Linked DNA regions of Homo sapiens: region 2 is linked to region 1. The links are chromatin loops, found by intact Hi-C in ENCODE. Cell type or tissue: B cell. All regions are shown on one strand. Each heading gives the region's core, and the rest is flanking DNA. Links, peaks and the distances in the headings are about the cores only. Region 1 overlaps MED26 (mediator complex subunit 26). Region 2 has its middle 61 kb from the start of AP1M1.

Region 1 (15,881 bases), core at 6,842-11,841:
TGAGGACCACCAAGAGTCACTGTGTTCTCATGATCCTCTGGGATGGCCAGTGCAGGTGACAGCTGACAACGGGACAAAGCGTGTTTGCTCTCTAGGTGTTGACTTGCCACAGAGGGAGACCCCTGAGATGTTTGTGATATTGGAGTGAACATGGTGGCCAGCAACCGTGGATGAGGGACTTCATCCACCCATCATTTGGCATGTATCAAGTCCCTGCTAGTTGCCAGGCACTGTTCTAGGCACTTAGGAGGCAACAGTGAACAAAACCAAGGTCCCTGCACCTGAGGAGCAGACCTGCAGGTGGAGGCTGGACCACATGTGAGAAAGCGGGTGTGTTGCAGGCAGTGAGGGCTAAAGAAAGTCTGAGCAGATGTGTGGGCAGGTGGGAGGAAGAGCTCTGTGAGCCAGATGACCAGGGGAGGAGCTCCCTCATGCCTCCCTGCCTCTCCCTTGCTGGAAAGGGCTTGCTTTCCAGACCCAGTGAATGGTGAGGTGGTGATTTGGCCCTGTCCTCTGCACAGCCTGGGCCAGAGGGTGCCGATGAAATATGCAGTGACTTCGGATAGGCACCTCGGCATCAGGTTGTTGGGTCTATGAGATGTCACTGAGGGCCGTAGGAGGATTTCTTCTTTTCTCCTTGCAGGCTGTGGGCTGGTGGCCCTCCTGGGGACCAGGTGCTGGTGTCTGGATTGGTGGGCATCAGTTGCCTGCTTGGCCCACCTACAGAGTCGGCGCCAGCCAAGCAGGGCAGAATTCGGCCAGTCCTGTGGGAGGTTTGGCTGTGAGTTGGGGGTGGTGGTGCAACTTGTTATTTTCGTTGACTTGTGTTTTTAAAACAGAGGGTTGAGTGATGCCGCCTTTGGAACAGTTGCATTCCAGGGCAGTGGTTTGTAAGGCAGTTGATTGGAACCAAGACAGCCATCATCTGCCCTTAGAAAATGTCCCCAGTTGCAATAACTGGTCATCGGTCCAGCCCGCAGAAGCTACTCAGGTCCTTATTGGAGCTGAAGTGGAATTATCTTAGAAACACCGGCTTTGAGGTTTAGAAGAAGGGGGTGCCGTTTTGACCAGGAGCTCTGGGAGCCAAGTGGATGAAGGTGGGGACACTGGTTATGAAGCTGGTGACAGGCTCCACATGTCATGCCTAGGCGAGCGGGTGAGACCTGCTGCTGCTGAACTTTGTTTGGAAGGGACATGTGTGGCGTGATTTGCTAACATCCTCTGGGAGCTCCCCAGCCTCTGCCAGATGCCATTGTCCCTGACAGTGGCCATTGCTGGTTGGTGGCGGTACGTCCCCCACCAGCCTGGATATTTCCTGTCCTTTCATCCTGTTGTGGTTTGTCTGGACCCTGTCACACCACCATCGGGAGAGGCTTTCTCTGAGATTGGCATGGGACGGGACAGGGCCCCACAGCTGTGCCTGGTGGGCTCTGTGGGGTCGTGGTATGGACTCTGCAGTCCCCTCCTGCAGATGGAACTTGGGCACATCACACCCCCTCAGGGTTTACAGTTGTCAGAGGGATTGGATGAGTCACACCTGGGAGGGACTCTGGAAAGCAGGGTGCAGGTGGTGCCAGGAGTGTTACCAGGGAGCCTCTGATTGGCTGGCCACAGAAGTAGGGGTCAGGGCTGCAGCTGGGCACATGGTGCCAAGCAGAGCCCACAGCCTTGGGTGCCTCTGCCCATCATCCCTGTGGGGCTGGGCCTCCTTGAGGGCTTGTTGGAATGCAGCTTCTGATGCAGGAGGTCTAGGGGGGATGGGGATGGGGATTGTGCGTTTCAAAGCAGCTCCCTGGTGATGCCCGTGCTGTTGACCCCTAGGCCACACTTGAATAGGAAGGATCTAGATCAGCTCTCTAGCGGGGAAAGTCAGGATTTCAGACAGATTTCTCACTCTAGGAGCTTAATTCCCATAGGAGAAAACCATGCGGAATTAGGAGGGAAAAGACTCTGTCAGACGCACCGTGGCTACTTTCAGGTCAGGAGGATGGATCCAGCATCATTGCTTGCACCATGTTTTGGGGAGAGCAGACTGTCGTTTGCCCAAGACTTTGCAGATGTCTGCAGCCGCTGGCCTTTTCTCGAGTGTAGGAAGTTGGTTCCTTCACCTGGGTCTCCAGTGAAGTATGACCAAACCCTATAGGTAGGCATACAAGGGGGTGTGTGTGTAAGTTCAGCCTTGGGAAGTGGCTTGGTGGCTGCTTGGCATTTTATTTCACAGCTCATAGGACACTGTGACCCAGCTTCAGCTACAGCTTTTTTCCAAAGCTACAATTAGGATGCCTAATCAGTGCAGTGCACAAGTGTTTGTGGGTGCATACAGAATGTCCCAGAAGGAAAAAGCAGGTGCCTACTGATGCCTGCAGGAGTCTGGTCTGAGATGGGGAGTGCATTGTGTGCATTCTCAAGTGTATCTTTCAGTCCTTACAGTCCCTCTGAGATCCTAGGCGTGACAGTCATTCTCCTTCTACTGAGGAGAGAAGGAGCCTCCCCAAAGGGCCCACCCTCCTTCCCCAGGGAGGACAAACCCAGGTGGCATCTGGTTCCCCTCTCTAACAAAGAAGCAGTCCTTCTCTCTGCCTGCCATCCCTCCTACTTTTCCTAGGACCTGCTGCATCTGTCTGCCTCCATGGGTGTTTTTTTAATAGCTTTATTTATTTATTTATTTATTTATTTATTTATTTATTTATTTATTTTATTTTATTTTGAGAAAGTCTCTCTCTGTGGCCCAGGCTGGAGTGCAGTGGTGCAATCTCAGCTCACTGCAACCTCCACCTCCCGGGTTCAAGTGATTCTCATGCGTCAGCCTCCCAAGTAGCTGGGATTACAGGTGCCTGCCACCACGCCTGGCTAATTTTTTTGTATTTTTAGTAGAGACAGGGTTTCGCCATGTTGCCCAGGCTGGTCTCAAACTCCTGGCCTCAGGTGATCCACCTGCCTCCACCTCCCAAAGTGCTTGGATTACAGGTGTGAGCCGCTGTGCCTGACATTAATAGCTTTATTGAGATATAATTGACATACAATAAACTGCGCATAGCAGAAGTATATAATTTGATAAATTTTAACTTGTAAGTACATCAGTAACACCAACACCACAATCAAGGTAGCAAAGAAAGGGAGCTGAAATTAAAGCAAGGGAGGCAGATAACATTTGAAAATGTGTGTAATCAACCATATTACAAGGCCAGAAATGAAAAGCCTTATAATCATCCCAGTACATGCAGGAAAAGCATGTGACAAAATCAGACATCTATTCCTGATAAAACCTCTCAGCAAACTAGGAGTAGAAGAGGCATTTCTTCACTGTCCTTTTCCGCTGTATAGATGTGCAGATTTGCCTCATCCTAAAGTGTCCTGTGTCACAGTGGAGCAGGGAGGCAGGTGTGTGCTGGCTGCATGGGGTAGCAGGTTAGGTTAGTAACGAATCTGTGGCCAGCTGGCACCCTGGCTTCTTGGATGGGAAAGTGGCTTAATACCTGTTGGGGGTGGAGGGGGCGTATCTGTGGTCTCAGGGGAGACCATGGTGTGGCAAGACCCCAGTGCCCTGCAGGGTGCTGGCACCATGCCCAGTGGGTGCTGCCTGCCTGCCTCTTTCCAGTAGCATTAGTGCTCACTTCTTCCTGGGGACACTCATCTGTTGAGTACTCCTGCCGGGGAAGCTTCAGAGTGCCCTTGTCCTCCTCAGTCCCATCCAGGGCAGGAGAGTGCAGACACGTTTCTCAGTGAGCAGTGAAGTGCAGTGCACATTGCATCACTGTGTGTTGTAGAGGTGGCCAGGGCTTGTGTTGAAGCTGTTTTCAGACCTTGTTCTGTGGGGCTCTCAGAGGGTCTGGGCCGTGGGGAACGAGGGGCTGCTTTGCCAACACCTCCCCCTCCTCCACAACCCTGACAGCTTCACCATCTGTTTCTGTAGGATGAGGTGGCCTCTAAGATCATGGAATTCACACACAGTAGGTTATTTTTAACAACCTTTGTAAATATAGTCTAGAAAATATACATCTAGAAAAGTGTACAAGTCCCAAGTTTTACAGCTGAATGAACATTTATGAACACATCTGAGAACCCCAGTCCACCCAGGTTAAGGAACAGAGCCTTTCCCCTGAAGCCATCTTCAACGTCCTCTCCTAGTCATTCTCTGCCTGCCACTACCCTGACTGCTCTCACCATCTAGAAGTCTTGCCTGCTTTTGACCTTTTAATCCAGGACAAAAAAAAAATGTGTTTTTTTGTGTTTGGCTCTTTGACTCAACGTTGTTTTGAGATTTGTCTTTGAGGTTATGTGTAGCAGCAGTTTGTTCATCCAACATTGAATGGACAGACCATGATTTATTTATTCGGTGTTCTGTTGGTGGCTGCGTGGGCTGTTTTCAGTTGGGGCTGTTCTGATACAGCTGCTCTGAGTGCATTTCTGTAGGTGCTGCTTGGAGTGGAATTGCTGGATCATAGCGTGAGTGTCCATCCTTAAATGGTGGTTACCATGGGATCCACAGAGTCACCAGACTCTTTCTTGGGTGACAGTGTCCTTGGTTCTCTGCACCGTGGCCCTCGTTGCAGGAATGCCCAATGAGAAGGCCCCTGTGCCCACTCCTGTCCCTCCAGCTCCACACAGAGCCCAGGAGCTGTGGGGGAAGGGGTGGCCCTGGACCTGAGCCAAGTGTAGTCCTCCCCTGGGGTTTCCTGGCAGCCTGGGTGAGAGCCTCAGTGGTGGCATTTTATCTGTTGCTTCTGTTCTTGACCTTGGCTGTCTCTGTCTACTCCTCCGGGTCAGTACACAGGGATCCTAACGCCCCCTCCCAGCATCCAGCGGGCCCAGAGTTTGGTAGAGCACCTGTGTGCAGTCGGTGCTCAGAGAGCATTTGATGACTTGTCTCGGGGAATTCTAGAAGGTCACTAGTTCTCAGGATCTTACAGCAGCCCAATTGGACAGGCAGGCGGGGGGCTGCTCTCCTTCGGCTTCCTCTCTCAATGGGCCTCTGAGGCTGCCTCCAGGCACCGTGCTGGGCACTGCCCTGCCTGAATGGATCTTACAGACCACAGAGCAGCCCAGCAGAAAGTGCAGTGTGCGGGTCCTCGTGGCCTGGCCCCTGGGGGCGTGGTCTCCAGCACACCATTCATGCTCTACAGACACCATCTTGTGGTTTTCTCATGCTCTCAGAGGAGGAACTGGGCTCCAGTCAGTGATAGGTCTTGCTTGCGTCAGTGCTGGAGGCCAGGTGCGGTCCCCTGCTACAGCTATGCGCGGCTCAACCATCAGGTCCTTGTCTGCCCAGCCTCAGCTAGGATCTTCCAGGCGGCGGCACAGGGTGCGCTGTTGTGTGCATCTCTGTGCTTGGCAGTCTCTTGAAGGTTGTTCCCTGTTGATTCCTGAAAAGCTGGCTCGTTCTTATTTGGGCTCTGTCTTTGGCGGAACATATATGGGCCGAGCACTGTGTGTGTGTTTCCCCCGAGGATGTTGGGTCATTTCCAGTCTTCTGCAGCTGGCATTCTTATCAGCTGCTCCTAGAAGAGAGAGGCTGAGAGGGAGAAGCCCCCACCCAGCGTGCTATCACCAGGACTCCGCTTGGCTTCCCACTGCTCCAGTTCTATCCGCGTAGCAACGAGTCAATTTACAGATGAGCTTTGAGAGCTCTTGTGCCTTCACAAAGGGCCAAATGGCAGTAAGAATCGTAAGTTCTGCAGACCTGAAGCAGAGGTCAGGAGAGTCTAGGTTGGTAGTTTGGTTGGGAAGAGCTGCTAAAAACAGAAAGTGGGAGGGAAGGACGCTGTGGGGGCAGTGGCTGTGGAGAGCAGCGCTGCCTGCCTCCTGGCTTCATCTGCAAGTTTCCCTCGCTGCAGAAGTCAGGCATGCCTACTGATGGAGCTCCTACTTCTGCCCCAAGCCCTGGGCTTCCTCTTTCTGAGTTGCTCATGGGGTTCAGTCAGGGCTCCGCGTGCTGCCTGTACTCAGGTGGCATTTCCCGTCCCCCGGGCTGAGTTGTAGCATGCAATTGCATACTTGCCCAAGCATTACAGGAGCTGTGGCTGCAGGACAGGGAGGGCCACATGGACATGACAGACCACTCAGGTGGCCGGCTGCTCCTGGGAGTAGCAGGAGGGCCCCAGCAGGAAGTGCTTTTCAAGTGGTGAGCTTGGTGGCTGTGGCCGAGACATGCACCTTCCCGTCATTGTTCCTCCCAGTGTCATTCTTCCTCTGAGAAGCTGTGAACTTGAGGCTTTGCCCCTGGGGTTTGAGGCTCCCATGAGGTCCCCTCAGAGGAAGGTGCCTTCACTGGGCAGAGCCTGGTGGACCTGCACCAGCCCCATGAGGCTGAGCGGAGAGTGCAGGGTGGGGCCCGCCTGAGGGTAAGCACAGCAGCACCCCTCAGGGCTGCGCTTTCCAGAGCTGAGAGGGAGGGCAGAGCTGGGGTCTTGGGGTGGAGGTGGGGTGGGGATGCAGGTGCCGCCTCTTGTACTGACTTGCACCAGAGGCAGTTTGGCTCCCAGCTGCCTGGGAACACGTGCGGAGTTTGTCAGAAGCAGGAAGACTTGGTGTGGCGGGAACCAAATCACAGACACACACTCTCCCAGCAAAGCCCTGTTTGATTCACCCGTGTGTCCTCAGCAGACACGACTGTGTGTTGGGGGTTGGGGGGTGGGCGAGGTGACTCAGCCGCGGACGGCATTAGAATGCTTAGCACATTGAAGGCAGACTGTCTGTTTCTGGGTGCCATCTGTGGCATGTTTGGGTTTGGAAGGACAGCTTGCTTGCTGATGAACACTTCCACAGTCTTTTGAGCTAAGTAGTTTTTGTAAATTACTGTCTAGACCATTCTGCATTAAAAAAAAAAAAAAAACCCGACAACATCCCCATTGTTGTTTTTAAAGTGAACCGGTTTTTACAGGTGCTTTGCCACTGAGGCCTCAGCAGGGGCTGTTTTGAGCCCAAGGAGCAGGTTATGTGGGCTGTGGGGCACAGGTGCGGGCCCACAGGCTGCCAGGGCAGTGCCGCCCACCGTCCAGGGTGGTCAGGAAGGCTGGCCGGACACCGAGGTGGGGGAGTGCAGAACTGCAGTCTGTGCTCCATGTGCACTGTTCCCAGGGCCAGCCCGGTGGGGAGTGGGCTCCAGTGCCATCTGAAGCCCTGCTGTGGTGGCCCGTGCATGCCTGGGTCACCCTGGTCCTGCCTCTCAGGCATCCTGGGGACAAGGCATAGACAACACGGAGACCGTGGAGGTGGCCCTGTGTGGGTTCAAGGAACTGTTTGTAACCTGTGCATTTCACTGCAGGAGCACGTCAGGAGAGTCTTTACAGAGTGCCGACATCACCACAGGCTGGTGGCACCTGGTACCCTTCACCCCACCTACTCAAAGCACCAGATGGGCCCTGTGTGTTTGGTAGCCATGTCAGGCTAGTGGAAGGCCAGGCCTCACCATCTTCTAGCTGTGTGGTCTACCCGGGACCTCCATTACCTTCCTGGCCCTCAGTTACCTTATCTGTAGAGTGCGCTTGTGAGGATGACGTGAAAGAACTTGGCACAAGGGCAACCCACCAGTGATGGTCCTGTGCGAGTTGTGCCCGGTTGGGCCTGCCCAGGCTCAGCACCCTTGGGACTATTGGTTGGTCAGACCTTGGGCAGCACAGGGTTTCCCCTTTGCTACCACAGCTGCATTCCCAAGAGGCTGGGGATCTCAGGCGGGGTGGGAACAGTTCAGATGTGGAGAAAATGGAGAGGCAAGCCAAGGGGCTGCTGGGACTCAAAACTCAGTCTCAGTTCCTTGTTTCAGACCAGGGCTGGAAATCCCCAGCAGTAATTACTCAGGGCCTGAGGGTTTTACTTACACACCCCTGTAATAAAGCGAGGAAGAGGTTGGCCAGTAGCGGGTCCACTCCACTGAACAGGCCCCAGCTTTGCACTCAGACCCAGTGATCCTCTTCACAGAAGAAAAACTCGGACACATGCCGTGGCCCAATTAAAATATTTGCCGACAGGAGTTTGGTTTGAAAGGTGATTCCACGCACCCTGTCGTAGGTGGGTTTTCAGAAGAGTCTAGTCTTCCGGACTCCGGAGGGGTCAGAGGTGTCACTGGGTTTCACAGGGCCACAGAGGAGTGCTGCTGGCTGGCCTTTGAGGGAAACCTGGAAAGAAAGTTCTGAGTGGCTGTGTCCTGTGGCTCAGCTGTGCCCAGAGCCATAGGATGTGGATCGCAGATGGGAGGGAGGTGGTGCTGACTGGGGCTGGGCAGGTCCTGGAGTGACGGCTGTCCCTTCCCTGGGTTACTGCTGGCTCATTGTTATGTTTCTCCCCTTCTGGAAGAGAGTGACCTAGCCCCCACCCCTTCTTGCCAAGTCCTCCCTCCTGGTCTGGGCCACTTGAGGGCCTGTCCTCTCTGTGGTGGTGGCTGTCCTGGGCTCCTTCCTGGTACAGGTCAGGCCTCTCCCTGCAGGAAGGAACTGTCGACCTAGCGTGTGCCCCTGGTTCGGGCTCTCTGTGGTTTCCTTTAGAAGAGAGGCGTGAGGACACCTGAGAGTCGGACCGGGATGGACAGCTGGCATGGGTACTCAGAGCTCCCCTCTCCAGCCCCAGGGGTGCCTGCTGTTTCTGCACCAGGTCTGTTAAGCAGCAGCCCAGTACCAGAGTAGGGGAGCTTGGTGAGGGGCTCCTGGGGTCTCACCAGATAGATGGTGTTGTGCAGTTCAAATCAGTTAGGAGGCCTGAGACTTGAGACAGGCTCACGTGGAGGGAGGTGGCATCCTACCCAGCCCTCGGCCCTTGCTGCCCCACTCAGGGGCCAGATGGTGGACAGTGAAGCCACTATGAGGAGTTGGAAACAGCTATTTGCTCACTTCCCCTTTAGATGGCTGCCAGTCCTTCTAGATCAGTGAACTCTCCCAAACAAATGCTAGGAAATAGATGTATTTTCTCATCTTTATTTGTGAGAAATTTCAAGCATAAAAGTAGAGAAAGGTAACCATCCTGCTTCAGTAGATAGCTGCTTACAGCCATGTGACTTTGTTTCACCCATCCCCCTCCTGTCACTCACCCTAGGGGATGATTCTGTAGCAAATTCCAGATTGTATTATTTCTTCAGGAAAGTGTCACTGAAAGACGAGGATGCGTGGTGGGTCTTTAATAGCTCACACGGAGCGTGGTGTGCTGTGAAGTCGCATACAGGGTTCCCCACTGCTCCCAGGGTGTGGGAGAATGAGGTGTCTCACGCAGCTCCAGGCGCCTGACCCAGGCTGCTTCTGAGGGGTGCTGGCCCCTCCCTCAGGCTGTCTCTGTGCGTGTCCAGCCCCGCCTCCTTCCTCACATTTCCTGTGAGCTGAACAGCACATGTCACCAGTTAGGCTGGCTGGAATTGTGGCTTAGCACAGGCTATGGGGCTCTCTGGGGACAAAGGTGCCAGCCTTTCCGGAAGCCTTTCTTTTTTTTGTTTTGTTTTTTGTTTTTTTTTGGCGGGGCGGGGGGGGGCAGTGTTTGGGTTTCGGTTTTTTTTTTCTTTTTCTTTTTTTTGAGACGGAGTCTTGCTCTGTCACCGAGGCTGGAGTGCAGTGGCGTGATCTCAGCTCATTGCAACCTCCGCCTCCCAGGTTTGAGCGATTCTCCTGCCTCAGCCTCCCGAGTAGCTGGGATTACAGGTGCACACCACCGCGCCCGTGGAAGCCTTTTTAAGTTCTCATGTGGAAGGATGACCACAAAAGAGCCCTGGGACAGCCAGACCTCTTGTGGTCTTGGGCGAGAAGTTGTCCCCTCCATGCCCCCATGCGTGTGTTCCTGGGGCATCCCTGAAGTGTGGGGCACCTGTGTGCTGAGGGTTGTGCTGGTGGCCCCAGTTCACCCTCTGCCTGGATGCAAACTGTTCTTCCTCAGTATCTATGCTAGCTGTGATGCCTATGACCTGAGACCAGGCCTCCCTGCTTGGTTTTTCTGAGATTCCAGAAGGACGAGATTAATGTTCACATTCCTATTGGCCCATGTGTACCTGATCATGCCTCATGGATTTCCATTCTAAGACCTGAAAGTGTTCGGTGTGACAGTGGAGTCAGTTCCATCAACATTCATGTACCAGGCGGCTGGGCTGGACCTGCATGTATACCTGTGCCACACCTGGTCCCACCTGCTAACTTCCTGCCCTGCCTGCCTTTGGAGCAGGCACCCCAGGGAGGTCCCACCTGCTTCCAGAGTGCTCCTTGCTGCATTTACCCCTGCTTCTCCTAGTAGCTGCATGGAGGTTCTGCTGTCGACACCCCCCACCCCCACCCAACACCCTTGCCCTTCACAGGCACTTCCCGCAGCAATGAAGAGGCCAAACTGAAGCAAATTAAGTGGGCAGGGGCGGTCAGTGTTGGTAGAAAGGGGAGGCAACGCCTGTCTTCGTTGATGGTTAAGGAAGTTCAGACCCATCTGCATCTATTGAGGGGTCCCTAGTGGAGAAGTGAGAGGCTACAGTTCCTGACGGGATTCCTGCCCCTTTGGGAAAGCAACTTGGCAGGTGTTTTGAGAGGTTTTTTTGGACTGGGAACAAATCCCAAGGGAGAATCCAAAGGAGGAGGGGGCCTCAGATGTGCCAGGCTATTCCTGACAGCAAGAGGCTGCAATTGGCCATCGGGCCACAGACATGGCCCTGGCAAGCCTGAAGAGCTGCCTTAAAGCCATCTTTTGAGGCCATCGCCTGGAGCGGCTCCCCATGTGGAGTCAAACTGTGTCTGTGCTGAGATTAGGATCTAGTGTACTTCCCCAGATAGATGGACAGGTGCCAAGGGCATCCCAGAAACAGGGCAAGGGCAGGTGGTCTGTGGGGGCAGTCGCTAAGGGGGATAGAAGACAGGTTGTGAAGGAGCCACCTTGGGTCTTTTGGGTCTGTTTTTCCTCCCGGTGTCCTTACCCATGGCCTCTCCCCTGCCGCAGGGCTTTGGTGCTGTCTGGCCAGCTCCCTGCCCATCCTTCTCCAGCTCTTTTCTGCTTTCCAGCATGGAAGTCGGTCTCCAGCCCAGGTGGACACAGCTCGTTCTGCCACATCCTTTTTTGACCTCCCTGGGAGGCCACCTTAGGTGCTGCCCTCCCCCTGTGGCCTGCCTCCCTGCCCTGAGGGTTCATGCTGGACTTAGCAGGCCTGGAGTCAGAGCGGGAGCCTCCCCTCAGCCACATACGAGTCCTGGTGTCTCTGTCACTCACAGAGGGCCACCTCCATGAGAGTGGGAGACCTGCCACTCCTGGGTGGGGGGTCAGTTGGTTGTTAAGGCAGGGTCCCCAGGGCCAGGGTCAGAAGCCAGCTCCTATTTTGCTCCTATGGGACCAGCACCAATTGGGTGCTAAGTGTTCTTTGGGACAGACTGTGGCCATCTATAAAGAGGCTCTGTGGAGCCTTCTGGCTCAGTGTGCCTGGGGTCGGGGCCAGGCCCTTTGCAGGGATTCCTCGCTGCATTGCTCAGTGTCTGCCTCCTGGGCCTGGGAGGCCTGTGTCTGGATGCCCAGGTGGTGCTCCCCACACAGTGTTCAGACTGCTTGACATCAATGCCCCAGAGGTCGCAGGGCAGGGCAGTCTCACCTTGCCCCCATCCTTAGCTCTGCTGACATCACTGACTGCCTTCTGCTGGCTCCAGGGAGTGGCCGCACTGGACACTCACCCTCTCTCTGTGTCTTACACAACACACATTTATCATCTCAGGCTCTAGGGCTCAGAAGTCAGCTCCAGTCTCACCGGGCTGGGATCCAGGAAGCAGCGAGCTGCGCTCCTCTCTGGAGGATCCATTTTCTGCCCCTTCAGGTGTTGGCAGAGTTCATCTGTTTACGGCGTAGGACTGTGGGTTTCTAGCACCTTACAGGTAGAGCAGGCGGGCTCCTCTACTCCTCAGGTGAGCAGCTCACACGGTGGGGACAGAAAGGGGACTGCCAAGGCTGTAGCATTTCCCTTGGGGCTCCTAGAGGCTGAAGGCCTCTCTGCACACGCTTAAGCGTGGCTCATAAGGCAGGGGAGGGGCCAAGGGTAAGGATACACAGTCACAGGGCCCTCACACCTTCGCCTGGTGTCCCCAGCTCCCACACAGTTTCCAGGAGACTCTTGGGACTGGCTGTTAGTTCAGCGGTGATTTCTGGGGCACCAGCTCAGTACCAGACCCTGGGGTTGCCCAGGTGTTCTGTCTCCTCCCTCTTGTCTGGCAGCAGGATGGTGTCTGCCCAAGGACAAGGACACTTTGTGCCACCAGGCTAGCTGGGTCTGGGCAGTGTTCTGCTCTGCAAGGACTGCTGCTTCAGGAGTATGTGGGGAACCAGGGCTCCAAATATACCAGGGTGAGGTCAGCAGGGTGGAGGTGAAGCCATGTGGCAAGCCCAGGGACTGAGTCGGTGCTGGAGTGCCTGGGGCAGGGAGTGGTTGGCCTTGCTGTCTGTCTGGGACTGGCCTCCTCATCGCACAGTCTTCCCCTGCACTGATCCCTGCCCATTGCACGAGGAGTGCGGACAGGACTGTATCTCCCCTCATATCACCCGTCCACCCCCACCATGACACAGCTTGAAGCAGGGTTTTCAGGGTCATTTGGAGCCCTGAATGGAGAACATTGCAAGGCAAGGCCGTTGTTGCCAAAGAGCAAATGGGCCCATTGGCAGGGCAGCTTTGTGGGAGTTCTGCGGGGACTGCTGTCGTGGCTCTGCAACTTTACACCCAGAGGAGACAACACGGGAAGGGAGGGAGTGGCAGTGGCTGCCTCCCACTGGAAGTGGGGCAGAAGAGTAGAAAAGCCAGAATCCATGAGGCCAGCAGAATTAACAGCCCTCAAGGACGTCCACATTCTAGTCCTGGAGCCTGGGCACATGGTACCGTACATGACAGATGTGACTAAGGGAACAGCCTGGAGATGGGGAGGTGATCCGAGATCATCTGGGCAGGCCCTGCCTAGTCAGGGAGTCCTTAGAGATGGCACCTATCCTGGCTGGGTCAGAGAGATGCCGGGTGAGGACTCAGCCTGTAGCTGGCTTTGAGCATAAGGGGAGGGGGTGTGAGCTGGATGCAGTGCCCTCCAGAAGCTGGGAATGGCTTCGGATGACAACCAGCAAGAAAATGGGCCTCATTCCTGTAGTGTAAAGAGCTGAACTCTGGGCCGGGTGCAGTGGCTCACGCTTGTAATCCCAGCACTTTGGGAGGCCGAGGAGGGCAGATCACCTGAGGTCAGGAGTTCAAGACCAGCCTTCAACATGGTGAAACCCTGTCCCTACTAAAAAAAAATACAAAAATTAGCTGGGCGTGGTGGCGGGTGCCTATAATCTCAGCTACTCGGGAGGCTGAGGCAGGAGAATTGCTTGAACCCAGGAGACGGAGGTTGCAGTGAGCCGAGATCGTGCCATTGCACTCCAGCCTGGGCGACAAGAGTGAAACTTCATCTCAAAAAAAAAAACAAAATAAGAGCTGAACTCTGCTAACACCTGAAGGAGCAGGAAATGGATCCTCTAGAGAGGATCCCAGCCCAGTGAGACTCAGACCTGATTTCTGAGCCCTAGAGCCTAAGATGATAAATGTGTGCTGTGTAAGATGCTAAGTTTACAATCATGTGTTACGGAAACTCTTGCCACGCAGTCTTGGCAAGGATGTGGCCTGGTGGGAATGGAATAGAGCAGCCTCCCTGGGGGTGAGGTGACCACCCTGCATGGATGTGGAGCCCCAGCTCCTCCATGGCTGTCTGTGCACTAGCTCAGAGTCAGGTCTGTCACTGCCGTCGGTTGCAGCCTTATTTTGTAATGGCGGACGGAAAGTGCCTAAGTGTCCCACAGCATTCAAGTCGGGCCTTCCCCACTCTGGAAGGGATGGTGAGCCAAATGAGGGGCTCTGTTTGAGGCTGGACATTGCTGACATTAAGTCAGAAAAGGCAAGAACCACTGTCAGTTTGGTTTTGAAATATGTGATAAGTGTGGATGTATACGCCTATATACACAAGGGATATTTTTGGAAAAAAATGCAAGGAAATGCTACAGTGGCTGGGTCAGAGATGCCCATTTCCTTGTGTGCCCTTTTATGCTGTTTTAATTTGTATCATGTGCCCGCTTAACTCCTTTATCATGTTGGGGTGGGGGGGAGTTGAGTAATCTACTCACTGTGGTTTCCTCAGGGCCCCTGGGCTCCCACCCGCTAGCCAGCCCACCAGAAACCTGTAGTTGCTGGAGGTGGTGGTTGAGTGGTAGGAATTCTTGTTGTAACAATTAAGGGAGTCAGTAATGTGTGGGAAGTGCTTAGAACAAGGTGTGGCTCCTAGCAAGATCCTAAAAGGGAGGGATTACTTGGTCATGGGATGTGTTCATGCTTCACTCTGCCAGACAAAGCCCAGCAGTCCCCAAAGTCAGCTGTATCCCCCGAAGTACCTAGTGTTGTCAGTGGGGCACGTGTATCATGTATCCATTTGTGGGTTCAGTTTGAGTTTTCCTGATTATCGATAAAGCTGAGAGGCTGAGCATCAGCACTGACATTTCATTGCCGTGTGCCTGTTCCTGTCTTGTGGCCAGTCTACGCCGGGCTCCTGGTCAGCTGTACTGCTGTACAGGCATTCTGTGTTCCAGATACAGCTCCTTGGGGGCCTGTGGCCTATGCCTTCTCCCACTTTGTGACTTTCTGCTCTCTTTATGGTGTCTTTGGATTCAGATTGACTGGTTTATCATTATTATTATTATTATTATTTTTTACACGGAGTCTTGCTCTGTCACCCAGGCTGGAGTGCAGTGGTGTGGTCTCAGCTCACTACACCCTCCGCCTCCCGGGTTCAAGTGGTTCTCGTGCCTCAGCCTCCCAAGTAGCTGGAACTACAGGCGCATGCCAGCACACCCAACTAATTTTTGTATTTTTAATAGAGATGGGGTTTCACTGTGTTGGCCAGGCTGGTCTCAAACTCCTGACCTTCTGATCCGCCTTCGTCAGCCTCCCAAAGTGCTGGGATTACAGGTGTCAGCCACCGCGCCTGGCCTGTGTATTGATCTTTTAAGCTTTGTGGATTTTATTCGATGAATTCTTCCGTGTCTCCTCTCCCACTCCCATCAGATGGCAGAGTAGAGGTCATCTTAAGTATCAGGAGCAGCTCTTGTTCCACAGGCATCCTGGGTTTCAGCAGGTGGGTGGGTATGTACCATGTACACTGGAGGGCTTGGGGCAGCCCGCACACCACACACTGGAGGAGGTCAGACGGCAGGTGAGGATGAGCACTGGGTGCCAGGTTGGCCCAGGGAGCAGGTAGGAGACGACATGGAGTGGGGGCTTCAGTGCTGCTGGCTCCTCTTGCTCTGGGGTTGGGGAGAGACTGGAGCAGGCTGGGGCAGGGTGTTCCAGCCTCCCAGTGGAGAAGGACAGGGACCTGACAAATGGCTTTTTATTTCCACAGATCCGGAACATGGTGGCGGTGCTGGAAGTCATCTCCAGCCTGGAGAAATACCCTATTACCAAAGAGGCACTTGAGGTGAGTATCCCAGACCCCAGCATTTGGGAGGGCAGAACGGGGGGCAGGGGATGGTACCAACCAGGTCCTTCCGCAGCTTCTGGGAGCATCAGTGTCTTTGCTTCGGAGGACCAAGAGAGGCGGTGTGCCCTCACAGCTCGTGCCTCGCGATCTTGCTCTCCCACGGGCACTGCAGAGACCAAGTGGTGTTACTCCCATCCTACATGCCCAGCACACTTCGTGGGCACGTGGGGACATCAGGAGAGGTGTGCTTGGAGGAGGCTCCAGTGAGAGGCACCATCCCCAACCCTCCACTTGAAGCGGACCCTCTGTGCTGTCGCCTCGGCCACAGCACCCTCTCACCCAGGAAGCCTCTCTGGCAGTGTCCTTACAGTGGCCTTGATGGTCCACAGCCCCCTGACACCAGGAGCCTGGGTGACAGCACTGCTGAGAAGCCACCTGGGACCCTGAAGGTCTGGGAACTAGGTTTGA
Region 2 (15,881 bases), core at 3,744-8,743, 320 kb after region 1:
AAACTGGTGGCACCAGGTCAGGAGAGCAGGGTGAGAACAAAACAGTATCAGGACCCGGCTGCGGTCAGGGGCAGAGGACAGTGCGTGTGTGCTTGGGGGAAGGAAATTGGGGACCCCAAAGCTGCTCAGAGGGATGTGGGGGCCCCCAGGGCTGGACAATAGACCTGGTGGGTTGTTATGATGCGCCGCGGGGCTTTTTCTGTCCATTTCACAGATAGGGAAACTGAGGCCTCGTTGGTCCCTGTGCCCCTCCCTAGGTCTGGCCTGGGCGAGTGGGTGTCCGTTGCCAGATGGATCCTAAACACCCTTTATTTCATAGACGGGGGCTGGGGGTATTGAAGTGAGCCCCTGTCAGGCCTGGAGTTACTGGGGAGCTTGCAGAAAGCTCAGGTTTCCCTGTCCAGGTTGGTGGCCTCTTTGTATCACAGTCAAGTCACCATGAAGCAACAGCACGTCGTGGGCAGCACGGTCTTTGTGGCTGGCAGGAGGTGGCCAGGGACTCAGTCCCTGGGGCGGCCAACTCAGTTCTGCCTTACAGGAGACAGAGCCTCCACGCAGTTCCCAAATGCATCCATGCTGTTCCATGCAGTTTCACACTGTTCCATCTTCCACAGGAAGGTCTGCAAAGACCTGAATTCCTTGCACCCTGGGGTCTCCATTTGAAGGCCTGAAGCACCAAAGGTAGGGCTGACTCTGTGGTATGTCCCTCTTCTTTCAATAAATATTTTTAGAGCAGTGGTGGAGAACGGAGCCCTGTCCCAGGTTTGAAATAAAACCCAAACCTGGCCGGGCACAGTGGCTCACACCTGTAATCCCAGCACTTTGGGAGGACGAGGTGGGCGGATGACTTGAGGCTGGGAGTTCGAGACTAGCCTGGCCAACATGGTGAAGCCTTATCTTTACTAAAAATACAAAAATTAGCCAGGCATGGTGGCTCGCACCTGTAATCCCAGCTATTCAGGAGGCTGAGGCAGGAGAATTGCTTGAACCCGGGAGGTGGAGGTTACAGTGAGCTGAGATTGCACCACTGCACTCCAGCCTGGGTGACAGAGCCAGACTCCATCTCAGAGACAGACAAACAACAAAACAAGACAAAACACAAACCTCTCACTGAGGCCCTCAAGGCTCTGTGGTCTGGCCCCGGCCACCCTGTGACCCCATCTCCTCCTGCACACCAGCCTCCCCAACACACCAGCCTCCCCACAGTTCCATGATCACACCAGGCATGGTCCTGCCTCAGGGTCTTGGCACTGTCTGTTCCCTCTGCTGCAAATGCTGTTCCCTTCAGCCACTCCTTTATCTCCTGCTGGTCTCAGCTTAAATGTCACCTCCTCAGAGAGAACCTCCTTGACCTTCTCGGCTAAAATGACCCTCCGGGTCCCACCTACCATGTCATGACCTATTTTTCTCCATCACAAAGATTTCACTCAATGTTATTTTGCCCACTTCATGGCTGTCCAAAACAGGCGAATCCAAAGACAGAAAGCAGATTTGTGGTTGTCAGGGTTCTGGGGAGGGGGATAAGTGACTGCTTCTCAGTCACTTCTGAGGTGGCCAACTCAGTTGGAGACGGGGTTTCCCTTTGAGGGGATAAAATGTTCTGAAATTAGGTATAGGTGATGGTTGTACAACCTCATGAGTGTGCCCCAAACCCACTGAATCATATACTTTAAAGCAAATGGTGAATTTTGTGTTGTGTGAATTTTATTTCAATTTTTTAAAAAGTTGGCCGGGCGTGGTGGCTCATGCCTGTAATCCCAGCACTTTGGGAGGCCAAAGATAGTGCATTGCCTGAGGTGAGGAGTTCGAGACCAGCCTGGCCAACATGGTGAAACCCCATCTCTACTAAAAATAAGAAAATTATCTGGGCGTGGTGGCAGGCGCCTGTAATCCCAGCTACTCAGGAGGCTAAGACAGGAGAATCACCTAAACCTGGGAGGCAGAGGCTGCCCTGAGCCGAGATCACACCATTGCACTCCAGCCTGGGTAAGGAGAGTGAAATTCCGTCTCAAAATAAATAAATAAATAAAATAAAAATTTAAAAATTCAACCCAGGTGCAGTGGCTCACGTCTGTATTCCCAACACTTTGGGAAGCCGAGGCAGGAGGATCGCTTGAGCCCAGGAGTTCAAGACCAGCCTGGGCAACAGTGTGACCCCGTCTCTACAAAAAATGTAAAAGTTAGCTGGGTGTGGTGGTGCATGCCTGTAGTCCCAGCTAGCTACTCGGGAGGCTGAGGTGGGAGGATCACTGGAGCACAGGAGGTCAAGTCTGTACTGAGCCATGATGAACCTGCTGCACTCCAGCCTGGGTGACAGAGTAAAATCCTGTCTGAAAAAAATCAAAATAAAATGGTGAATTTATGTTGTGTGAATTTTATCTCAATTTTTTTTTAAAAGTCAGAGCTAGCAGCCAGGCACGGTGGCTCACACCTGTAATCCCAGCACTTTGGGAGTCTGAGGCAGGCAGATCACTTGAGGCCAGGAGTTCAAGACCAGCCTGGCCAATGTGGTGAAATCCCATCCCTACTAAAAATATAAAAATTAGCCGGGCGAAGTGGGGGGGCACCTATAATGCCAGCTACTTGGAAGGCTGAGGCAGGAGAGTCTCTTGAGCCTGGGAGGCGGAGGTTGCAGTGAGCCGAGATCATGCCACTGCACTCCAGTCTGGCGACAGAGCAAGACTCCGTCTTAAAAAAAAAAAAAAAAAGTCAGATCTAGCTGCTGGGATCATTCCTGCTTCAGGGCAGGGGGTTTGGGGGTCTACATGAGCCGTTCCTGCTCCCTGTTCCTCTAGCCCAGCAACCAGGATTTGGGGCCTCCGGTGCGCAGAGCAAGTCCTAAGCGCTGTGGGTGCTGGAAGCCGGCTTGGCAAACGGGAGCGGGGGTCAGGGAGGCCTATGTCCAGCAGCCGTGCCCAGGTGGCAGCAACTCAGGCCAGAGTGGGTTAAAGGGGAAGTGGATCTTTTCATGGTCCCCAGGTTTCTGGATTTGCATCGACCACTTTTACATAAAAATCTTTCCAGGCTGTGCCCAGCGGGCCCTGAAGCCGGCCGTGGGGTCGGGGGCTGGGTGGGCAGCTTCTGCGGGAGGTTTCTGCAACACAGGGTGCCCCTCGCTGGTTCCTGTTTTGGGGGAATGTTATCACCATTGGCTTCTTAGAAAGAGCTGGAGGTGGGGGAGAGAACCCAGCACCTTCAGAGCCTCACTGGTCACTTTTATCCTCTCTTTGCCTGGTGGGGGAGGAAGACAGAGCCCCATCCAGGGATCAGCAAGGGGACACCCCTGGGGGAAATGACAGTGGCTGGGTATCTCCGGTGTGCCTGGCCTTTTTTTTTTTTTTTTTTTTTTTTGAGACAGTCTCGCTCTGTCACTCAGGCTGGGGTGCAGTGGCGCAATCTCAGCTCACTGCAAACTCTGCCTCCCGGGTTCAAGCGATCTTCCTGCCTCAGCCTCCTGAGTAGCTGGAATTACAGGCACCTTTCACCACGCCTAGCTAATTTCTGTATTTTTAGTAGAGATAGGGTTTCACCATGTTGGTCAGGCTGGTCTCAAACTCCTGAGCTCAAGTGATCTTCCTGCCCCGTCCTCCCAAAGTGCTGGGATTACAGGCGTGAGCCACTGCGCCATGCCAGGTGTGCCTGGCTTTCTATGTGCTGTGGGTTATCTTTGGGGACCCCTGGCGAGAAGTGTCACCCCCCAGACCTGTTGTTTAGCTGAGAAGAACTGGGGCTTGTAGGAGGGATGGCCCAAGCTGAGCTGGAGTTTGGTCCCGAGCCAAGCTGATAACACTCCCTGCTAAAGATAAGGTGGGCCTGACCCCGTGTATTCAGCCAGCAAATATTTACTGAGCGCCTTTCGGTGCCAGGCTCCAGGCTGGGGAGTCAGAAGTAGGATGGATGGAGAAGCAGGGAGAAAGCCAGCTGGGTCCTGCCCTCCCACGGGTAGCGGTGGGGATGGACGAGCAAAAGGCAGAAAACCAAGGTGACTCTGGAGAGACCACAGTTGAAGACAAGACCACAGTGGGGGTGATACTGAGGGGCCTGAAGTGTCTGGAACAGGCAAATCTGTAGAGACAGAAGGTGGCTTAGTGATGGCCAGGAGCTGGGGGACACAGTGTAACTGGGTGTGACTGGTGAAAGGGTATGAGGTCGCCTTTAGGGGTCAGAGAAGAGAAAGATTCCCTATGGGGAGGTTTAGGGGAAGGAGACCCCAGGTCAAGGTGCAGCCCGGATAAAGGCTCGAGGTAAGGCCAGGAGCTGTGGCAAGGGTGCCTGGGTGGTGATCTGCCCAGATGGTGTCCCCGAACCCCCTGCCCTGCGTGTGGCACGAGTCCCTTCTCATCAGTGCCTTTTTACTTCTTCCATTTCCCCCAATGCGGCTGAATTTGCATTACTGAGTTATTTCTTTTTAGAACTCCTACCTTCTCCCCTTCCCCCAGAGTTTTTCCTGGTGCAAGCTGAGGGTGCCACCCCCACCCCCACGGCATTCGAAGATCAGAGAGTTTCCTCCTTGGGGCCGGGCTTCTCAGAAAAGCCACCTCTGCAGTGCTCGGGTTATGAAATGCCCCCTCCACTGCCCAGGCACTCTTGGCTGGAATCGCAGTGAAATCCGTGGTAAAGAGTCGCTGGGCTGCCTGCAGAGGGGTCGAAGATGAGACTCACCCTCCCAGGCCCCCGTTTGACAGGTGAGGACACTGAGGCCAGTGAGCTCAGAGTGAGACTCAAACTTGGGAGATCTGGCTGATTCTTGGGCACAGAGGTTGTGACCACTCTCCAAGTGGGTGCAGCTGGGAGAAAGTGGCCCTTGGGCGAGCTGGGCCAGGCTCACATTGCCCCTCCACCTCCTACTTGTAGCCAAGCAGCCTGGATTCACCGGGCCTCAGTATTCCCCTCTGGCAGATGGGCTGAGCAACCCTTTACCACTCAATCATAAATGCCCTTGCTCATGGCTTCAACCGCCCTTCCACATGTCCATTCCACTTAATCATCAGCCTCCACTTAAACTTCTCGGCTTGGCACCTGTCTCGGGGTAACATCCATGCACCCTGCTGTGGCTTTTGAGGGTCTGCATGGCTGGTCCCTGCCCCCACCCAGCCACACGGGCCTCTGCCAGGTCCCTCAAACACCAAGGCTGCCTCAGGACACCAGGCCTTAGCCGCGCCGTGCCTCTTGCCTGCAGTGCCCTTCCCGAATCCATCCATGCCCTCAAACCTCACCTAGTTATTATCTACTTAGCTTTCATTCTCAGTCCGAGACATCAAACTGCTTTCTTTCCTTTTCTTCTTTTAAAATATTTTATTCAAGGAAAACATACAGACATTAAAGTACCCAAATCCTAGGTACACAGTTCTGTAACTTCTCATAAAGGGACTATGCCCAGGTAACCAGCAGCCAGCTCAAGAAACAGGACACTCCGGCTGGGCTTGGTGGCTCATGCCTGTAATCCTAGCATTTTGGGAGGTCGAGGCAGGAGGATTGCTTGAGGCCAGGGGGAGTTCAAGTCCAGCCTGGGTACATAGCAAGATCCCATCTCTACCAAAAAAGAAAAGAGAGAGAAAAAGAAACAAGACATCCCCATCCCCACCACCTTCATCAAAGCTCCCTTGTGGGGCTCAATATTTGGAATTGACGAATGGTTACGTGAACGGGCCCATTGCCTATGACATAGGTGTCCAGCAAGCCGCTGAGCCCATGGGTTGCATTACTGGAGGTATAGACTCCAGAATGGGGAAGGTGATTTCCCTCTCCATTCTGGGCTGGTCAATGCTGTCAGGCAGGGGGCCCTGCCACTTCAAAATGGGGATAGATGGATAGTGGCAGGTTTGGGGAAGACCACCATGGTGTGTGTGTGTGTATGTGTATACACACTTCTAAGTGGTGTCCTGGGAGAAGGCCCTGGAGGCTTTAGGGCATTTAACCTAGAGAAGGACTGACTTAGGTCTCTGTCAGCAGTCCCAGGTGGCTGGATGGCAGAGCAGGGCAGGGTGGGGACTGAGCCACTCTGAAGGAGGCACCCACTTTCACTAAGCCACACACTAGGCTGCCCCGGCTGGCAGTGAGCATGTCGTCAGGAAAGAGATGCCAGTCCAGTGCCTCCCTGGCAGCAAACTGAGCCAAGTGGTTGTGTGGCATGAACTAGAAGACATCTTGACCCCCAGTCCCCACCAGATCTTAAAGAAAGGTGGGCAGGGATGAGGACTTCAGGGACACCTGAAGGGGCCCATTGCCTGTGACATAGCTGCCCAGCAAGCTGCTAGGCCCATGGGTTATATTATTAGAGGTATAGGCTCCAGAATGAGGGAGGTGATTTCCCTTTCCATTCTGGGATGGTCAGAATGGTCAGGCAGGAGCCTCTGCCACTGCTGAGACTTTTCTGTGGCCAGTGGGGAGACTGAGATCCAGAGAAGGACAGTGACCTGCCCAGAGTCATTGGGCCAAAACTGGCTTTCCAGGCACGGGCCAGGCCTCGAGCTCTGGTTTTGGGTGGAGTTCAGGCCAGGTTATATGTGGTGTGGCTGTTCCCTTTTGCCAGCTGCAGCTGCCTGGGGTGGGGGCCGGCCGGGCACGCTTCATCACCTGCCCTGGCAGGCAGTCGCAGGTGCTGGGCCGGCCACTTTACATAGCCACGCTTGGGTTCCTCTGCCCGCGCTGCCGTCCTGCCCCCTTGCCTCTCCCCAGGAAAGGCCGAGGCTCTGAGGTCAGGAGCCGGCTGCGGGCCCCAGTGAGTTCTTGAGTATTTTTATTTCACTTCTTCGTTTCACTTTTACTGGTCCTGGGAGAAATATGCATGTTATTCAGGACCAGAGCAGTCATCACTGGGCCCAAGATGGCACTGTTCTGTGCCAACAAGGGGTCGTGGAGCAGGCAGACCCGGGTTCAAATCCTAACCCCACTGCTTGTTGGCTGGCCACATCACCCCTGGAGCATCTCCTGAGAGGTGCACGGGGTGGAGATTCTGATAGGGCGTGGCCTCTGGGCTGCTGTGTGGCTTCAGGCAACTTCCTGCCCCTCTCTGGGCCTCAACCCCTCTTCTGTAAAATGGGAATAACTACAGCCCATTCTTATAATGTGGCTCAAATTCAGCAGTTATGCGGTGTCACGCTGGGTGCCTGTCCACTGAACTTTTTGGGTGGAGGAGCTGGACCCACCGTATGTTCTTGAACTTGAGAAGCTTGGGCTTGCGTATGGATCCCTGTTGTGTGTGTGTGTGTGTGTGTGTGTATGTGTGTGTGTGTGTGTGTGTGTGTGTTTAGACGGAGTCTTGCTCTTATTGCCCAGGCTGGAGTGCAGTGGTGCAATCTCAGCTCACTGCAACCTCTGCTGCCTAGGTTCAAGCGATTCTCCAGCCTCAGCCTCCGGAGTAGCTGGGATTACAGGCACCAGCCACCATGCCCGGCTAATCTTTGTAATTTTAGTAGAGATGGGGTTTCAACATCCTGGCAAGGCTAGTCTCGAATGCCTGACCTCATGATCCACCCGCCTCAGCCTCCCAAAGTGCTGGGATTACAGGTGTGAGCCACTGTGCCCGGCCAAGGCAGGTTTTAAGATGCAGATTCCTGGGCCCTGCTTTGCATTGGGAGAAAGTGGGTTGGCCCTCAGATGTCGGCCCAGAAACTTCAGAAAAGGCTCCAGGACCTGGAGGTGTGTTTTTCCCTGGGACAGGATCAAAGGAGGGATGTGGGGAGGGGGAAACTGAGGCACAGGGCGGTGAAGCCACTTGCCCAGCAAGTGAGAGTGTCTGCACCAGGACTGAATAGGGGCTAGCTCGATTCAGAGCCAGCACCCTCTGGCCTGCAGTGATGCCCGGACGGAGTCCACCCCTGTCACTCTGTCCCGCTCAGCTCCTGAGCTCCTCCCGGGCCCCGTGTTCCAGCAGCCTCAGGGCTGCCGCAGAACATGAAGCCTGAGGCTTCCCCGGGGAACAGCTTGGAGCCGAGTTGGGGTTTATATAGTGGCTCCCAAAATATCTGGCCGCTGATAGGCTGAGCCGGGTGCAGGCGCGGCTGACCCATGCCGCGCTTCCTGTCCTGCCAAGATGTTTCCTGCCGATAGCCGGGCCCAGCGGCCTTATCTGTGACCTCAGGGACACCCAGGGGACAGGGTGTCCTGGCCTGGGCAGGGGCTGTGGGGAACCAGGAGGGGGTCAGGGCACAGGTGGTGGGTTCTCCATACACACAAGTTTTGGAAGGAGCACTGGACTTGCAGTCTGGCTGCCCAAGAGTTGAAAATTGGCTCTGGGTCTAAACAGCTGTCCCCCAGGGAAGCTGAGCCCCTCTAGAAATCTCAGTCTCTTATCTATCAACGGGGGGTACTGGGGTCTCCATTTCATTTATTTTTTATTTTTATTTTTATTTCGAGATGGAGTTTTGCTCTTCTTGCCCAGGCTGGAGTGCAATGTTGCGATCTCGGCTCACCGCAACCTCTGCCTCCCGGGTTCAAGCGATTCTTCTGTCTCAGCCTCCCGAGTAGCTGGGATTACAGGCATGTGCCATCACACCTGGTTAATTTTGTATTTTTAGTAGAGACGGGGTTTCACGATGATGGCCAGGCTGGTCTCGAACTCCTGACCTCAGGTGATCCACCCACCTCGGCCTCCCAAACTGCTAGGATTATAGGCGTGAGCCACTGCACCCAGCCTGGCATCTCCATTTTTATAAAACACTCGCCATCCCCTTGTGTCCCCTAGCCCAGTCCTCAAGGAGCCCCCAGTCTCAGGGAGACAGAGCTGGACACAGATGGCCACAGCCTGCAGGATCAGGGCTCGGTTGGAAGGCGGGTGGGGATGAGAGAATTTGGAGCATCTGTCTGCGGCAGCTGCCTGGAGGAGGGACATCACAGTTGGGGTTTAATGATATGTAGGAGCTCTCCAGGCAAATGACACGGAAGGGATGACCACGCTGAGGGAACAGCATGTGTGAATGCTTGGAGTCAGAGTGTCACTATCCCCATTTCACAGAGAAGGAACCTGAGATTCCAAGAGAAACTGATTCTGTGGCTCTGAAACCTGGCTCTTTCCTCTGCACCTGCTGACCAAGATCTCAGCTTCCGGAAGAGGACACGATAAGGACTAAGGGCTTCAGATGTACCCCACAATCTGAACAATTATATTTTTATTTCAAAATAATGTTATTACAACCCAAATAGTGAAATTAACAGTATATAATAAATTACACGCATCTACATCTGTATACATATACATATACACCCACATCTTAAGTTATAGGAAAGAGTTTATTTTGGCAGATAGTGTGAAACAAAATTAAAGTAGCATGAAAGAGTAACATAACTCAACTTCCTTTTTTTTTTTTTTTTGAGATGGAGTCTTGCTCTTGTTGCCCAGGCTGGAGTGCAGTGGCGTGATCTCAGCTCACTGCAACCTCTGCCTCTCAGGTTCAAGCTATTCTTCTGCCTCAGCCTCCCAAGTAGCTGGGACCACAGGCATCTGCCACCATGCCTGGCTAATTTTTGTATTTTTAGTAGATACGGGGTTTCACCATGTCGGCCAGGCTGGTCTCGAACTCCTGACCTCAGGTGATCCACCCGCCTCAGCCTCCCAAAGTGCTGGGATTACAGATGTGAGCCACCACGCCTGGCCTCAACATCCTTAATGTGGTATAAGTGTGACACATTTCTTGTCACTATGTTCTGCGAAATCATCATACCCACACTTCTTTATCTAACGGATACGCTGAAATTTAATATTACACTATTCACTTACATTGTGATTCTCTCTCTCTCTTTTTAAAAAAACAGGGTCGGTCTCACTCTGTCGCCCAGGCTGGAGTGCAGAGGTGCTACCATAGCTCACTGCAGTTTCCAACTCCCAGCTCAAGCGATCCTCCCACCTCAACCCCCCTAGTAGCTGGGACTACAGGCATGCACCACTATGTCTGGTTAATTAACTTATTTATTTATTTTTTTAAGAGATGGGGGTCTCACTATGTTGCCCAGGCTGTTCTCAAACTCCTACTCAAGCGATACTCCTGCCTCAGCCTCCCGAAGTGCTGAGATTACAGGTGTGATGTCACTGCACCCAGCCCCTGTGCTCTGATACTAAAAGGGTTTTTCAGCCGGGTGCAGTGGCTTCCTGCCTGTAATGCCAGCACTTTCAGAGGCTGAGGCAGGAGGATCACTGGAAGACAGGAGTTTGAGACCAGCCTGGCCTGGACAACAAAGTGAGAACCCATCTCTACAAAAAGTAAAAAATTAGCAGGGCGTGGTGGTGGGTGCCTGTAATCCCAGCTACTCAGGAGGCTGAGGCAGAGAATTGCTTGAACCTGGGAGGCTGAGGTTGCAGTGAGCCAAGATGGAGCCATTGCACTCCAGCCTGGGCGACAGAGCGAGGCTCCGTCTCAAAAAAAAAAAAGGCAGGGGAGAGGGTTCACCTTTTTCTCTCATCAGCCCAACTTCAGGGACCAGAAGGATACTTGGGAGCCAGTGTCTGGTGCTGGGAGCCTGGCAGCAGCCACACAGAGAGGGGAAGCTAAAGGCCACTCCCAAGGTTCCAGGTGGGTCTGAAACTGGGTCTCCTGCCCCTGCCTGCCCCGTGGCTTCAGGGAGGTCCTTGTGTCCTCCAGCTCAGTCCTGCTTTGGGACTCAGGCCTGTGACCCGAAGCAGCCTGGCTTTGAGACGTTCTGAGGTTGTCCTCTCCTTCCCTCCCATCAGAGGGGCTACAGTTTCCCGGGATGGTTCACCCTTGAGGATGCAGTGTCTGCCCACGCACTGGTCCCCCACTCCCTGGCTTGGGTTTGGGGCTTTTGAGCCGCAACATAGGGAGGGGCTGAGGGGCGAGGGGTGAGGGAAAACTGTTGGTTTGGGTCTCCCTCTCTTTCTCTCTCTTTTTTTGATAGATTCTTGCTCTGTCACCCAGGCTGGAGTGCAGTGGCGCGATATTGCCTCACTGCAATCTCCACCTCCCAGGTTCAAGTGATTCTCCTGTCTCAGCCTCCCGAGTAGCTGGGATTACAGGTGCCCAACACCACGACCGGCTAATTTTTGTATTTTTAGTAGAGATGGGGTTTTGTGAGGCTGGTCTCGAACTCCTGACCTCAAGTGATCTGCCCACCTCTGCCTCCCAAAGTGCTGGGATTACAGGTGTGAGCCACCGCAACCAGCCAGTTTGGTTCTCTTTTAATGTTTTTCAAGTCATGAGTATAATGTGGAATTTTTTTTTTTTTTCAGTAAATCAGAACCTCCCTCCAAGGGCCTGAGTTACTTGGATCTCCTGGTCATAGAACACAAAAAGTGTGTTGGAAGAACCAAACAAATCCTTGTACACACATACACACACACACAGACACACACACTCACAGACACACGTACACACACACACAGACACACGTACACACACAGACACATGGACCCACACAGACACACACATTCACAGACACACACACATACACAGACACACAGACACACTCACACAGACACACAACATAGACACACAGACACACACACTCACATAGACACACAGACAGACACACACATACACAGACACATGCACTCACAGCAGCGCTATTCACAATAGCCCCAAAGTGGAAGCAACTCAAGTGCCCATTAACAAGTGAACAGGTCAACACAACATGTTTCATCCACACAATGGAATACAATGCAGCCATGAAAAGGAAGGAAGCACTGCCCCATGCTACAGCGTGATGAGCCCCCAAAAACACGGTGCTGAGTGAGAGAAGCCAGACACAAAAGGACACACGGTGTAGGATTCCACTGATATAAAATGCCCAGAACAGGCAAATCCATAGGGACAGGAAGCAGAGGAGTGGCTGCCAGGGGTTGGGGGAGGGGAATGGGGAATGGCTACTGATGGGGATGAGGTCTCCTTTGGAAGTGGAGGTCATGGTTGGATGACATTGTCAATGTACTGAATGCCACCAAATTGTTCACTTTAAAAATGGTGAACTTTATGTTATATTATGTAGCTCTCCCGGCCTGCTGGGGCCCCTCCTGCACACATCTCCCAAGCCCCCTCATAGAACCCTCCTGTGAGGTAGGAGAATCGCTTGAACCCGGGAGGCAGAGGTTTCAGTGAGCTGAGATTGTGCCATTGCACTCCAGCCTGGGTGACAGAGCAAGACTCCATCTCAAAAAAAAAAAAAAAAAAAAAAAAAGAAGAAGGCCAGGCGCAGTGGCTCATGCCTGTAATCCCAGCACTTCGGGAGGCCGAGGCGGGCAGATCACTTGAGGTTAGGGGTTCGAGACCAGCCTGGCCAACATGGTGAAACCCTGTCTCTACTAAAAATACAAAAATTAGCCAGGTGTGGTAGCACATGCCTATAATCCCAGCTACTAGGGAGGCTGAGACAGAATTGCTTGAACTCAGGAGGTAGAGGTTGCAGTGAGCCGAGATCACACCACTGCACTCCAGCCTGGGTGACAGAGTGAGACTCTCAAAAAAAAAAAAAAAAAAAAAACCCTCCTCCCTCCTTTGAGGTAAAGGCTGGCAAGTGGCTGAGCCTGGGTGGTACTCAGGTCTGGCTGGCTCCAGTGCTTGAGTGCTCAGTGCCCCACACGCCCCTCTTAGTGGCTCTGTTACCCGTGGCCCTGCTCCTCCTGCGCAGTGGCATGGTGGGGGCTGCAATGTGACTGCACGTCTCCACACACACCCACTCACGTGGCTGGCCTCCTGCTGCCCAGGGCCTTCTGGGAACTGTGCAGGTGCAACCTGTTTCTCTTGGAATGGAACAGAGCCAGGGGTGGGATGGGAAATGTGCTCAGCTCAGCGTCAGGGCAGGCGGGGCGGGGGAGGGGCCCTGCAGGAACTGCCGTGGGGATGGGAATGTTCTGGGCTGCAGGGAGGCTCCCAGCCTGCTGTCTTGGGAGCTGGCACGTGCCAGTCCTTGCCCTGTGTCCCTGCCACGTGAAGGTCCTGGCTCCAGCTCACTCCTGACTATTCAGAGCTTGGGGACATTGCCTCTGCTCTCTGACCTCAGTTTTCTTCTGCAAAATGGGCTTTTTTTTTTTGAGACGGTGTCTCGCTCTGTCACCCAGGCTGGAGTGCAGTGGCACGATCTTGGCTCACTGCAACCTCCGCCTTCCGGGTTCAAGCGATGTATGTGTATGTCTGTGTTGTATGCATGGTGTCTGTGTGTCTCTGTGGCTGTTGTATGCTTGTGTCTCTGTGCATGTTGTGTGTCTGTGTGTTGTGTGTGTAGTTTTGTTTTGTGTGTCTGTGTGTGTTGTGTGTGCTTGGTGTGCATCTATGTGTTATATCTGTGTTGCACATGTGTTGTGTGTGTTATATGTGTGTCTGTATGCTGTATGTCTCTCTGTGTTGTGTGTAGTTGTATTTGATGTGTGTGAGTGTTGTATGTGTGCATCTGTGTTATGCGTTTGTCTCTGTGTTGTACGTGTGTGTTGTATGTGTGTCTGTTGTCAGTTTCTGTGTGTCTGTGTGTTGTGTGTCTCTGCGTATGTGTCTGTGTGTGTTGTATGTGTGTCTCTGTGTGTGTCTCTGTGTGTTGCATGTCTCTGTGTGTGTCTGTCTCTATGTTGAGCGTAGTTGTGTTTGATGTGCATATGTTATGTGTGTGTCTCTGTGTTGTATGTGTGTGGTGTGTGGTGTCTCTGTGTCTCTGTCTCTGTGTGTTGTGTGTCTGTGTGTGTGTGCATCCATGTGTTGTGTGTGTGTGTCTGTGTTGTGTGTGTTGTCTGTATACCTCTCTGTATATCGTGTGTCTCTGTGTGCAGGTGTGTGTGCCTGTGTGTGTCGTGCGTGTCCGTGTGCATGCTCTGCCCATGTGCACACACGCGCCAATGTGGCATTTTTGAGGAACTGAATCTTTGGTCAGATGTGTATGCTGCCCAAAGGGTGTGGGGGCCCCTCCACGCCACCCTCACCCCATGACCTCCCCACCCCCACAACCCTGCTGGCCTCAGCCTCTTCCACTCTCTCTGGCTGCACCCAAATCCCACAATTCCCTCCCCACCCGCTCTCCAGTGGGGCCCCACCATCGCTCCCTGCTCCCGCCCTGGCGCCCTGACCTCCCTCCTGCCCGGGTTCCTCCCTCTCCCATCGGCGGCCAGAGGTGGCCTTGACGCCCAGAACCCGCTGTGGCTCCCCCGTGCCCTCCTCACAGCCCCAGCCCCCAGTACAGGGCCCCGTCTCCAGGGACTTGGGGTCTCCATCCTGCTGTGTCCTCGCCTCCCCTCCTGCGCCTGCCCGCCCGACAACCCATGTGCCATGTGGTGACAGTCAAGGTCATCTGTCTCCCATCCCATGACTCCCCGGGACTGGGGTTTTGTCTGTCTGTGTCAGTTGAGTCTCTGTACATACACAGCAGGTGCTCCATAAATACTCAAACGAATGAATGAATGAGGGTCAGGAGTGGGGCTGGAGAGTTCAGGGGACACTCAGACTGGGCAGAGAGCTGCCTGTGGGCCTGGACAAGGGCTGAGCACTGAGAAGGTGCCCAGATGCTTTCAGCAAGCACCATGGGTCTCAGAAGCGTCTCTGGGGTGTTGGACAAAAGGGTGAGCACCAAAGAAAGAGAACTGGTCAGGCATGATGGCTAACGCCTGTAATCCCAGCACTTTGGGAGGCTGAGGCGGGCGGATCACTTGAGGTCAGGAGTTCGAGACCAGCCTGACCAACATGGAGAAACCCCATCTCTACTAAAAATACAAATAAATAAATAAAAATACCTGGGCGTGGTGGTGCACGCCTGTAGTCCCAGCTACTCAGGAGGCTGAGGCAGAAGAATCGCTTGAACCTGGGAGGCGGAGGTTGCAGTGAGCCAAGATCGCTCCACTGCACTCCAGCCTGGGCGACAGAGCAAGACTCCAGCTCAAAAAAAAAAAAAAAAAAAAAAAAAGGCAAAGCAAAGGAAGAGAGCACTGAGGCCTTTCACGACACAGCCCAGCTCTGAATAGTCAGGGATAAGCCAGAGCCAGGACCTTCCTGGGAGATCCAGGAGGGCTGCCTGAAGGAGGGGTCATCAGAGCTGGGCTTTGTAAAATAAGCTGGAGATTGCCAGAAGAGTCTGGGTGGTGAGGGGTCCTCTAATCAGAAGGACACACCCACTAACTTTCTCCAGCCTGAGCCCACAGGAGCTCCAAGAAGAGAGATGGGTCATGGGTCATCTCTCTTTTTCTTTTTTTTTTTTTTAGACGGAGTCTTGCTCTGTCGCCCAGGCTGGAGTGCAGTGGCGCAATCTTGGCTCACTGCAAGCTCCGCCTCCTGGGTTCACGCCATTCTCCTGCCTCAGCCTCCCGAGTAGCTGGGACTACAGGCGCCCACCACCATGCCCAGCTAATTTTTTGTATTTTTAGTAGAGACGAGGTTTCGCACTGTTAGCCAGGATGGTCTTGATCACCTGACCTCGTGATCCGCCCGCCTCGGCCTCCCAAAGTTCTGGGATTACAGGCATGAGCCACTGTGCCCACCCCCTTTTTCTGTTTTTATAATCTCTAAAACAAAACAATTTGGGCAGCACTTTATTATTTATATATTTATTTATTATTTTATTTATTATTTTTATTTTTTTGAGATGGAGTCTCGCTCTGTCACCCAGGCTGGAGTGCAGTGGTCTGATCTCGGCTCACTGCAACCTCTGCCTCCCAGGTTCAAGTGATTCTCTTGCCTCAGCCTCCTGAGTAGCTGGGATTACAGGCACGCACCCCCACACCTGGCTAATTTTTTTTTTTTAAGACTGAGTCTCCCTCTATCGCCCAAGCTGGAGTGCAGTGGCGTGATCTTGGCTCACTGCAACCTCTGCCTCCCAGGTTTGAGCAATTCTCCTGCCTCAGCCTCCTGAGTAGCTGGGATTACAGGCACTCACCACCACGTCTGACTAATTTTTGTATTTTTAGTAGAGACGGGGTTTCACCATGTTGGCCAAGCTGATCTCGAGCTCCTGATCTCAGG

The links. Hi-C counts contacts between places; a loop is a spot of excess contacts. Peaks named below come from ENCODE experiments on the same cell type or tissue, not always from the same donor. Only the 100,000 strongest peaks of a DNase experiment are listed, where the experiment ranks them.
Region 2: a loop joins it to region 1, with 4 times the contacts of the local background. A loop is called at or near these places in 1 of 110 quality-filtered maps.

What each region holds. Positions count from the first base shown.
Region 1 is chr19:16,577,864-16,593,744 of GRCh38, reverse strand. MED26 (mediator complex subunit 26) reads left to right here. Exons shown (of 3, transcript NM_004831.5): 2 at 15,336-15,410. It overlaps LOC105372295 (a long non-coding RNA gene), which reads right to left. Exons shown (of 3, transcript XR_936360.3): 2 at 15,472-15,579; 3 at 14,931-15,387. Among named protein-coding and RNA genes, the nearest start is that of SLC35E1, 13 kb to the right of the region's middle. RefSeq lists silencers at 226-285, 11,933-11,982 and enhancers at 7,406-7,455, 6,870-7,752, 7,486-8,135, 8,390-8,926, 9,626-9,815 and 7 more. In B cell, for the core only: no CTCF peak of the experiment used is centred there; DNase peaks (open chromatin) are centred at 7,604 and 9,294; H3K4me3 peaks cover 3,282 bases; H3K27ac peaks cover 5,000 bases.
Region 2 is chr19:16,250,773-16,266,653 of GRCh38, reverse strand. No RefSeq gene overlaps it. Among named protein-coding and RNA genes, the nearest start is that of AP1M1, 61 kb to the right of the region's middle. RefSeq lists enhancers at 6,239-6,318, 6,749-6,968, 7,834-8,168, 13,581-14,080, 14,081-14,582. In B cell, for the core only: no CTCF peak of the experiment used is centred there; DNase peaks (open chromatin) are centred at 4,304, 5,873, 6,623 and 7,919; H3K4me3 peaks cover 3,830 bases; H3K27ac peaks cover 5,000 bases.